Regions from separate parts of the Homo sapiens genome. Here region 1 is linked to region 2. Evidence: chromatin contacts called from ENCODE Hi-C or POLR2A ChIA-PET data. All regions are on one chromosome and are shown on one strand. Each heading gives the region's core, a stretch centred on a gene start or an enhancer-like site at or near the end of the contact. The rest is flanking DNA. Distances are from core to core; before and after follow the strand shown.

Region 1 (5,350 bases), core at 1-2,500, 210 kb before region 2:
GAGGGCGGTGCTTCCCGGTTGGCCCCGCCCCATAAGGCCCCCCCCCAACAATAATCGTCCGGGCCTCGGAGTAGCTCTTCCCACCGGAAAATAAGCGAACAGTTCTGCCAATCGAAGGGGAAGTAGGTGACCTCCACTGCGCAGACGCTGCGGTAGATGGCCGGAGGCAGCCACGTCACGGAGCCGCCCTCGTAGACGAGCACGTTGGCGTCGTAGGCCACTCCGAACTGGCCATCAATACTGTGGGCTCGGGGAAACCGAGCTTTTTGCACAGGTCTGCACCCTCTCAGAGTACCCCCTTCCCCAACCAAGTCCAGCCCGCACCCCAGGCCGGCTTCCCTCCAGCCTGGCGTCTGGCCCGGTTCTCACTTGTTTTCCAGCACAATCTCTGGCAGCCACACGAGTTCTGAAGGGACTCGCAGGGTTTCTATACCCCCAAAGTCGTCCTTGCTGTAGTTGAGTCGGTAATCCTGCCAATCCTAAGGGGTGGGGGATGGAAGGCCGCGTGCCCTGCATCTCCCACCTGGCGCTGCCTGGGAGGGGTTTGGGGGAAAAGGGGTGCCCTGGACAAGACCTCACACCATTCCCCAGATTTGACTCACGATTCCAATCCAGACGCTAGTGGTGAGAGTCTCCTCTTTTTCATTCTGCAGATGGGAGATGGGGATGATTGAAGTGAGATTTCAGGGCCAGAAGTGAGCTTTAGGACAGAGCTCAGCGGTTGGGGCCAGAAGTGGGATTTTTGGCTTAAGATGAGGGTGGGGGTAGCTTACCAGTGAGATGAGATTCGTCAGGGTGACCTTGAGGCTGATGGTGACAGTATCCTCAGGCTCCCGCACTGGCCGGCTTCCTGGGTCATAGTTGTTGAAGAGATGGTGATAAAGACGCAGTTCCTCGTTCTTCCCCACACCCCTGCCTGCGATGGGGTCAAGAAGGAAGGGTCATTGGCAATGAAGAGGCTGGAGCACCTCTCTCCCCTCTGCCTCCCCTGGGTCCTCACAGGCCTCTGAGGCTGTGTACTATCAGTATCTGTCTCCTAAACCAATTATGCTGTGCCTGGGAACGAAATACTGTGTCTAAGTCTCCATCTTGGTCTCTGTCTTTGTCTTCCCAGTCCCTTCATGTCAGTATCTGTGTGTGTCCAATTGCCCCTCTAGCCCCTGTCCGTACCGAGAAGCCCCAAGAGGAGCAGGACCCCAAGCGGAGCCCTTGCCATCCTGCTGCGTGGTTCTCAGGGTTATTCTGAGCTCTGGCAGGCTTGGAGGGGGCATGCCAGGGTGCCTGTGTGAGGGGGAGGAGGGTGTTAGTTCCGGGCTGTTAGGGGACTGTCACCTAATCCTCTGCTCACCCCTGCTGCAGCTGGGGACATTTTGGCTGCTTCCAGAGGCAGCTGCCCCATCCTGTGTTTCCTGCCCCTGCCCCGCCCCAGCCCAGCGTCCTTTGCCTGGTATTTGGCCAACTCCCCAGCCACAGATGTGGGCGTCTCCTGAGAGGCACCTGCAACCACAATTCTAGTAGCAGGGGGTGGGAGACACTGCTTTCAGCAGGCACTGTTGTCCTTTGAGTAAGCTGCCCTGTGTAGGTGACCCTGACTGATGAACACATCTGGGGATGTGACACACCCCTTGCCTCCCATTCTCACCCATGTGGAACACACACTATCACCACCCAAGCTCACAATGCCTTTCTTGCCGACAGAGTGGCAAAAAACAGTCTCCATAAAGACCTGATAAAGAGACAGGTGGTCACAGGGGATTAGCCCTGCGGTACAGAGATTCCATCTAGCAAAGGAGATCATGTAAAGGACCCACCTCCTTCCACAACCTGATCGCCAGGTTTGCCCATGCCCAGCCCCTCTGGGTGGGAGACTTGTTTCTCCTTGTCTATCCCTGCTGCCACCTTGTGGTCACAGATGATAGTACCGTCTTCCCATCCTACTCTCCTAAACACACACGTGCACACATACACACACACCTGATGACACCTTAATAGATCCTTTTGATGTTCCTTTTTAAAAAAAATTTTTTTGAGACCAAGTCTCGCTCTGGCGCCCAGACTGGAGTGCAGTGGCATGATCTCGGCTCACTGCAACCTCCGCCTCCCGGGTTCAAGCGATTCTCCTGCCTCAACCTCTGGAGTAGCTGGGACTACAGGCGCATGCCACCATGCCCGGCTAATTTTTGTATTTTTTAGTAGAGATGGGGTTTCACCATGTTAGCCAGGATGGTCTCGATCTCCTGACCTCGTGAGCCACCTACCTGGGCCTCCCAAAGTGCTGGGATTATAGGCGTGAGCCACCGCGCCCAGCCTCGATGTTTTTTGTTTTTCTGTTTCTTTTTTTGTTTTTTGTTTTTTGCAGGGGGTGGGGGGACAGGATCTCACTCTGTCACCCAGACAGGAGTACAGTGGCACCACCATAGTTCACTGCGGCTCTCAAACTCCTGGGCTAAAGCGATCCTCCTGCCTCAGCTTCCCAAAGGGTTAGGATTACAGGTGTGAGCCACCACGCCCGGCCTCAGTGTTTTTTAAAGCCTTCTTGAACCATTCTAATCACCTGGAGGGGTGCTTATTTTAAATTCAGATTCCTAGGCTCCATTCCCAGAGAATTATGATTTCGGGACTAGGGTGCCAGGAATCTGTATTTTTAGGAAACTGTCCAGGTGTTCCTCGTGAGGTAGGAGGGGCTGGCCTAAGCATATTTTCTGCTTACATCTCATTTCCTCACAGCAGTCCAGCAAAGCAATGATCACTGTCCTGAATACATGAAAGGGGATGCTAAGGTCGGGATCCAGGGTCACACAAGTAGATTGGCAATAATGCATGAGACTTATCAATCAACTCTATTGATCTCGCACACCTGTGTTTATTTTACCCTTCACAAAACACTTTCGGGTCCATCACCTTTGGGTCTCCTTCCCCCACCTATGAGGTAGGTCATAATCACCTCCATGTTACAAGCGAGGACACATCAAATAACAGAGTGTCCTCCTAGTCCATTTCCCACACTTGTGTAAAGCCTCTGTTTCCACTGCTGCCTTATCAACCCCACGATTTCCATTTCAGACTCCCTTTCTGGGTCTCTTTGACCCAGCTTACCTCTTTGCATGTGGCTGGTACATGGACTAAGTCTCAAATCTGTGCTGCTGCTTATTCCAGAGCTTCCGCGTCAAGGCTTGGGACAAGAATTGTGATAAATGCAAATATTTATTCAAACATCAGTGGACACCTACAAAGTTCCCCCTTACAGGGCCGAGTGCTACGGTTATTGAGATGGATAAAACAAGCCTCAAGGAGTTATCATCTAATGACAGAGACCTATCAACAGCCAGTGATGCCAGACTATGAGAAGCATAAAAATAAACAGGTGCTATAGAATCTGTAGCTAGGGTGAATCAGATCTGTCAGAAAAGCAAGGTTTTGGCCAGGCACAGTGGCTCATGCCTGTAATCCTAACTATTTGGGAGGCTGAGGCTGGAGCATCACTTGAGCCCAGGAGTTCAAGACCAGCCTGGGCAACACAGTGAGACCCCCCATCTCTACAAAAATAAATAAACAACAACAAAAAATATTAGCCAGGCATCATGGTGCATGCCTGTAGTCCCAGCTACTTAGGAGGCTGAGGCGGGAGGATTGCTTGACCCTAAGAGATCAAGGACACAGTGAGCTACGATCACACTACACTCCAGCCTGGGTGACAAGCGAGACCCTATCTCAAAAAAATGAAGTTTCCGGCTGGATGCGGTGGCTCAACACCTGTAATCCCAGCACTTTGGGAGGCCAAGGCAGGTGGACCACCTGAGGTCAAGAGTTCGAGACCAGTCTGGCCAACATGGTGAAACCCCATCTCTACTAAAAACACAAAAATTAGCTGGGTGTGGTGGCTGGCACCTGTAATCCCAGCTACTCGGGAGGCTGAGGCAGGAGAATCACTTGAACCTGGGAGACGGAGGTTGCAGTGAGCCGAGATCGTGCCACTGCACTCCAGCCCGGGTGACAGAGTGAGACTCCATCTCAAAAAACAAAAAAATGAAGTTTCTCCTAGGTTTCCTGTAGTCTTGCACATGGACTGGAACTTACTAGACCAGTGTCAGAGGCCAAGGCAGCTCCAGAGCCTGTCTCCTGATCTGTCTCTGCCGCTCTGTCCGCTCTCTGCTCCTCTCACTTCGTCAGCACTGCCCATTCCCCCTACTTTGCATGTCCCCTTTCTACTGTGTAGTTTCTGCTTTCTCGTCACCTGTGCATCATTTCACCATGGTCTTAGCCCCAGACCAACTTCTTGGCTTCTCTCTGCAGAGGCAGCACTTTTGTTCCCGTTGCTACTGCCTGATGCTCTGAGGGCTTGGGGTGCCAACACTGAAGAAGGATCATGGGGTTGGCCTAAGACTGCCTTGTTTAGGATGGATAGTGGGTGTGGCAGGCCCTGACACCACATGTCTGGTAATTCACCCTCTAGCAACCCAGCCCACTTCTCCTATATGTTTAGCTCCCAAAACGGCCTGCCAGGATGCCATTCTCACTGCTAGAGCTGAAATATATACAAATATATGAAATATACATAAATTAATACAGTTAATATAAATTCACTCTATCCTCCCCAGCAGGATTCAAACTTGAAATCTTGCTTCAAAAAGTGATTATGAGAAAAAAAATCTAATAATCTGATCAAAAAGAGGGCAGAAGATTTGAATAGACGCTTCTCAAAATAAGACACACAAATGCCAAACAGGTATAAGAAAACGTGCTCAGCATCATTGGTCATCACTGGGAGGCTGAGGTAGGAGAATTGCTTGAGCCTGGGAGTTCAAGACCAGCCTGGGCAATATAGTGAGACCTCATCTGTAAATAAATAAATAAAATTTTAAAAAACAGATGAATGGTGAGCCAAGATCATGCCACTGCATCCTAGCCTGGGAAACAAGAGAGAAAACTGTTTAAAAAAAAAAGAAAAAAGAAAAACACAGATGAATGGATAAAGCAAATGTGGTACATATACACAATGGAGCACCATTCACCCATAAAAAAGGATGAGATCCTGTCATTTGCAACAACATGAATGGAACTGGAGATCATTATGTTAGGTGAAATAAGCCAGGCACAGAAAGACAATCATTGCATGTTCTCACTTATTTGTGGGAGTTAAAAATCAAAACAATTGACCTCATGGACATAGAGAGTAGAAGGATGGTTACCAGAGGCTGGGAAGGGTAGTGGGCAGGTAGGTGGATGGTGGGGATGGTTAATGGGTACAAAAAAAATAGAATAAGACCTACTATTTGATAGCACAACAGAGTGACTGTAGTCAATAATAATTTCATTGTACATGTTAAAAAAAACTTAAGAGTGTAATTGC
Region 2 (5,746 bases), core at 515-3,014:
ACTCCTGACCTCAGGTGACCCACCCACCTCGGCCTCCCAAAGTGGTAGGATTACAGGCATGAGCCACCGCGCCCGTCCTCCTCTTCTTTTTTCATTCATTAAACATATACATATACTCAACACTCCAAAGAGCCAAACCCTGTCCTATGCCCTGTAGTCCCGCTTTTTCTTCCACCCCTCCCCAGAATTCTGCTGCACTAAGTCAATGTTTTTGAGAAACTTGCACCGTGGTAGAAACGGGGATGTAAAGTGGTTTTCTATAATACAACTAATTAAATGCCATTGACAGGAAAAATGTATCAAGAAAAAAAAAGTTCTGGGGGCCTATGGGAAGAAATGACTATTGGAAGAAATAAGTTTGAAGCAAAACCCAAGTTTCCAGATGCAGAGCCCAGAGCCGAGCAGCTTTCAGTGCAAGGTGGAATGTGTTGGGGAGGCAGCCTCCTCTGAGATGGCTCCTCCCTGCTTTCAAAAATTTCTGAAGTAGTAGCTACAGCAAAAGAAAAATATAAGTCCCCTTTAAGGAGCTGGATCTCATTCAAATGCCAAAGCCCTATTAAGGGGCAGCTATGAACAAGTCTCGGGTACAGTGGCCTGCGTCAAGGAAATCTAACAGGTGTAAACCAAAAAAGCATCTGAGATAGGTCTCAACCAATTTAGGGGTTATTTTGCTAAGGTTGAGGATGCACCCAGGAAAAAGACACACAAGCCACAGTAGGATCCGTGGCTCGCACTTTTACCAAAGAGGGTTTTGAGGGCTTCAATTTAATGGGGAGAAAGCTGGCAGGAGGGGAAGGAGGAGAGAAGAGGGAGGGTATGTGGTGAGGTAAGTGGCCACATTCTTGTGAGGATTTGATTAGAGCTCACTGAATCCACATGTTGCACGTGAAAAGAGGAAGTCAATTATGAATTTGTCTCGTGCTCAGTAAATCTGCATTTTACACAAGATAAGGTAGACATACAGTAGAGGAAGAAGTCAAATATGCTTTGTCTCTGGGTGGGTGGAGGAACGATTTCTAGTCTTGTCCGGTGAAGCTCGGCTGTTCGTTTCCATTGCCAGGGTGAGGGAGGCCACCTGGGGGCATATGTTGCTTTCTATCTTGCAGCTATCGGTTTAGGAACAAAAGGAAAAGCAGTTTTTTTCCGTGACTCAGTTTCCAAGCTTAACTTTTCCCTTTGTCATAGTAAGTTTGGGGTCCTGAGATTTTATTTTCCTTTCACACAGGGAAGGAGGTGGAACGCATCAGAGGCCACGAAAGGAGCACAAAGGGGGACCGCTGGCCTAAGACAAAGGAGGCGCGAGGAAAAACGCGGAGCTCGCGTCTCCCAGGGTGATGCCCGGCGCCGCTGGCCCCAGCAAAACTTCTCTACCCCGGCCTCGGGCAGGTGCCCGCCCGGGGAGGGGGCTGTCGTCCAGGCCAGGTACAACTCCCCTTCCCACCCTTCACTCCCTACCCAAGGGTCTCGAGAAAAGAGAAGAGGAACATCAAGACCCCCCTCCACGGCACGTGACGCGACGCAACGCAGGTAGCGCAGCGCGGGCACCACGGGCAACCCAAACCCCTCTCCACACACAACCGCGGAGCTGCCTGCCAGGCCTGCTCACTGCAGAGCCGCCGCTGCCTGCGGGACGGGCAAAAGCCAAGCCGCCAGGTGGACCTCGGGGAAGCCGCCGCCAACACTCACCTCACAGGACCAGGAGGTTCCATCGGGGCGCTGCCGCGAATCGCGCCACTTACAGCCCTCACCCCAGGGGCAGGTTTGCGCCTGCGCAGGTCGCAGCCTCGGCCTCCAACTCCCAGAATCCTCCTCGCCGCCGGCTTCCGTTCGCGGACTTTGGCCCAGGCGCGTGGGCGCTGCCGAGAGGCTGGGAGCCCGGGAACCGGTTCCTGGACTTGAGCGGAGCGAGAAAGAGCGCGCCGCCTGCACGACTGGACTGGAGCGGCCGGGTGCCCTGGAGGCCCCTGGGAATTGCAGTCCTTGCGCAGGTGGAGAGTGAGCCCTTGTAAGCGGGTGACTTCATCAAGTTTGGGGGGTCTCTTGTGGAATTGTACCTGAAGGGCGGTGCTGGCGGACAGATGTCAGGGAAATTCTGGCCTTGTCCATGGCCTGTGGTAACACTTCTCCATGAGTTCTATTTTCCAATTACCTCTTCCCAGACCTGATGAGAGGGCCACAGCTAAGGAAGACGGTCCCTTCCACGAAAAAATATTCCCCAACCACTAGCCTGTACAATTCCTGGGGCGTAGGGGGAGGGGAGGAGAAAAAAGAATTCTAAGGTTAATTTTATTGCGATGGGGGAAATAGGGGTTGGTGTTTTTTTGTTGTTGTTATTTTTTATTTTATTTATTTATTTGAGACGGAGTCTTGCTCTGTCGCCCAGGCTGGAGTGCAGTGGCGCGATCTTGGCTCACTGCAAGCTCCGCCTCCCGGGTTCACGCCATTCTCCTGCCTCAGCCTCCTGAGTAGCTGGGACTAGAGGCGCCCGCCACCACGCCCGGCTAATTTTTTTTTTTTGGTAGGAGACACGGCGTTTCACCATATTAGCCAGGATGGTCTCGATCTCCTGACCTCGTGATCCGCCCGTCTCGGCCTCCCAAAGTGCTGGGTTTACAGGCGCCCGGCCGATTATTTTTTATTTTTTTTTTGAGACATGGTGGCCAACATGGTGAAACCCTGTCTCTATTAAAAATACAAAAAGGTTAGCTGGGCGTGGTGGCGGGCGCCTGTAGTCCCCACTACTCAGGAGGCAGGAGAATCGTTTGAACCCGGGAGGCAGAGGTTGCAATAAGCTGAGATTGTGCCACTGCACTCTAGCCTGGGCGACAGAGTGAGACTCCGTCTCAAAAAAAAAATTAATTAAAAATAAATTTATCTCACTATCAATTTTGCAGGATATTGATTGATCCAGTCTCTCAATACTTTTATAAAATAGCTTAATCCTAGTCTCTCCAAGAAAAATTGTTGTTCAACTGTGTAGTACCATAGTAACAGTTCTCAGATTCTCAGATTATTAAATTTGTTTCTCCAAGATATAGTATCCTTGAAAATGCGCATTGACACCCCCATGGCTGGGGGATATATTATCTTTTTTCCTTCAAAGTGCCATTGATAATTACTGCACGTAGGAGCTATGGATAAAAATAGTTATCATTTGTTGAATGTCTACTACGTGTCTAGAACTATGCCAGGAACTTAATGAAATTGTCTTATTTAGTCTTCACAGTTGCTCCACAAGGGATTGTATTAATGTCATTATCTTGATTTTACAGATGAGAAAACTCAAGACTCAGAAACAATAAAGGTTACAGAGATGAAATTGACAGAGCCTGAATTTCAGTATGTCAAACTTCAATGTGCCATTATACTTTTAAATCCTACAGAACAGATTGAATCACAACTTCTACTTTTACATGAGAGAAGACAATGGGTCCTATGACTTACTGTCAGTTTCCTTTTCCTGATTTAATTAGCTGCTTCTGTATCTAATTTTGCTAGGAATGGAGGAATAAGGCAAATTCCCTAAACTACATATTGACATTTATACTAATGTGAAAACCTCAAGTCCATTTGCAGACTTTTGGATTAGATTCTGTCCCAGAAAGACATCCACCCTAGAGTTCAGGATATCATACCCATTTTACTGTTCCCCTGGCACAATTCATAGTAAGGAAAAACAGACAAGGGGAAAGCTATTAGATTCTCGGTGCTGCTAAACAGGACACACAAGGACACCATTTTGTGATGATGATGGTGCTTTATGCAGCTTCCACCATTTACAAGATTTTCCTGTGGTGTGGAACCTCTCATGATAAAGCAAAGGAACTAGAAGCTTATTCCAGTCAAGATTTCTGATTTATCTTGTGGTAAGCATTTGGGAAGGACATATCTGCACATGACCTGAGACTAAGTACTATACACTGAATCAGATGAAAATTGCTCTTAGGAAGCTTACAATTTTCCAAATAGTTAGGACAAAAACAAACTCTCCTTCTCTCTTCCTATATGTACATACTGACATCTTTATCATTACTGTCTTCCTAGGGTTATGATTCTGTATGGTTTCTTTGGTGCTGCATTAGACCTGAGCTCTGATTGAAAATTCTTCCACGCTCGCTACATTCCAAAACTTTATCTCCAATATGAATTTCCAGATGCCTCACAAGGTCTGAGCTCCATCTGAAGGCTTTCCCATGCTTGTCACATTCATAGGGCTTTTCTCCACTATGAATTCTATGATGTCGAATAAAGTGTGAGCTCTGATTACAAGTCTTTGAACATTCATTGCATTCACAAAGTTTCTTTCCACTGTGAATTCTTTGATGCTGAATAAGTTGTGAGCTCCCCTTCAAATCTTTCCCACACCCAATGCATTTATAAGGCCTCTCTCTCACCTTGTATGGATTCTCTGATGTTCTGTAAGGACTGAGTTCTGGCCAGGCGCAGTGGCTCACGCCTGTAATCCCAGCACTTTGGGAAACCGAGGCGGGTGGATCAGCTGGGCTCAGGAGTTCGAGACCAGCCTGGCCAGCATGGTGAAAGCCCCTCTCTACTAAAAATACAAAAATTAGCCGGGTGTGGTGGTGGGTGCCTGTAATCCCAGCTAATTGGGAGGCTGGGGCTGGAGAATTACTTGAACCTGGGAGGTGGAGGTTGCAGTGAGCCGAGATCGGGCCACTGCACTCCAGCCTGGCAGCAGTGTGAGACTCCGTCCCAAAAAATAACAAACAAACAAAAAAGACACCAGAGGGCTTTGGGTCCCTCTCTCTCTGCCATGTGAGGACCCTGTGAGAAGGCAGCCAGGGAGCTCTCACCAGAACCTGACCATGTTGGGCCCTGGTCACAGCCTTGCAGCCTCCAAAACTGAGAAAATAAATTTCTGTTGTCTGGCATCCAGTCTATGGTATTTTGTTACGGCAGCCCGAGCTAAGACAGAGGAAAACTGGGGGCTGATGTGACGGCGGGGACTTTAGGTAGAAGGACCCCACGTCAAAAGTCAAAGCTAAAAATTCTGGAACGAGCCAGGAAGGCATCAGGACGTCTCATTTTATTTGCTAGAGGCATCTTTTGGGGGGTGGGGCGGTGGGTGGGTGGAAGGAGATGTGGCCAGTGAGCCTCTGACTTTTAATTGAGTTATTTCGAAACAAGGAACAGAGGGCCGGATGTGGTGGGTCGTGCCTGTAATTCCAGCACTTTGCGAGGCCGAGGCCAGTGGATCACCTGAGGTCAGGAGTTCAAGACCAGCCTGGCCAACATGGTGAAACCCTCTCTCTACTAAAAATACAAAATTAGCCTGGCGTGGTGGGGGGCGCCTGTAATCCCAGCTACTCGGGAGGCTGAGGCGGGACAACAGCTTTAACCCGGGAGGCGGAGGTTACAGTGAGCCGAGATGGCGCCACTGCACTCCGGCTTGGGCAACAGAGCAAGACTCCGTCTCCAAAAACACACACACACACACACACAAAACCCAAAACGGAACAGAGGCAGTTCTGTATTCCAGAGGGATTGATTTGTGATGCCTGCTCAAAACTCAAGAAGCCACCACCCTGATACTCATCAAACCCCGGAGAAATTTCGTTTTTAGAGTGTCAGAAGGCCCCATGAATAACCTTCCAGTCACTGAGGGAGGTCCCTACTCAGCACGCCCCGGTCTCCTTCACTCTCCTGCACTCGTGCCTCACAGATGGCCTCATGCGCGGACTGGCGGTCCAGCCTCCCGGGGACACAGCCCGGGCGCACCCCGCGC

The links. A loop is a pair of places that touch in the nucleus more often than their neighbours do. ChIA-PET counts read pairs that join two places held with the same protein, here RNA polymerase II (POLR2A). Pooled maps may share reads with other maps.
Region 1: a loop to region 2 is called in a pooled map, with 4 times the contacts of the local background. The contact joins the promoter of CHRNE here to the promoter of ZNF232 in region 2. A Hi-C loop is called at or near these places in 7 of 50 pooled maps. POLR2A ChIA-PET finds 5 or more read pairs at or near these places in 5 of 52 experiments (H1, activated CD4-positive, alpha-beta T cell, activated T-cell and 1 more).

The regions. Positions count from the first base shown.
Region 1 is chr17:4,901,848-4,907,197 of GRCh38, forward strand. It overlaps CHRNE (cholinergic receptor nicotinic epsilon subunit), which reads right to left and starts at 1,251. Exons shown (of 12, transcript NM_000080.4): 1 at 1,171-1,251; 2 at 774-916; 3 at 603-647; 4 at 370-479; 5 at 85-240. The coding sequence starts at 1,216. It overlaps C17orf107 (chromosome 17 open reading frame 107), which reads left to right. Exons shown (of 3, transcript NM_001145536.2): 3 at 1-1,087. RefSeq lists enhancers at 1-604, 605-1,246, 1,436-1,655 and a silencer at 1,787-2,081.
Region 2 is chr17:5,110,114-5,115,859 of GRCh38, forward strand. It overlaps ZNF232 (zinc finger protein 232), which reads right to left and starts at 1,765. Exons shown (of 4, transcript NM_014519.6): 1 at 1,687-1,765. The coding sequence starts at 1,709. It overlaps ZNF232-AS1 (ZNF232 antisense RNA 1), which reads left to right and starts at 1,822. Exons shown (of 3, transcript NR_135658.1): 1 at 1,822-1,988; 2 at 3,273-3,339; 3 at 4,045-4,269. RefSeq lists an enhancer at 2,076-2,125.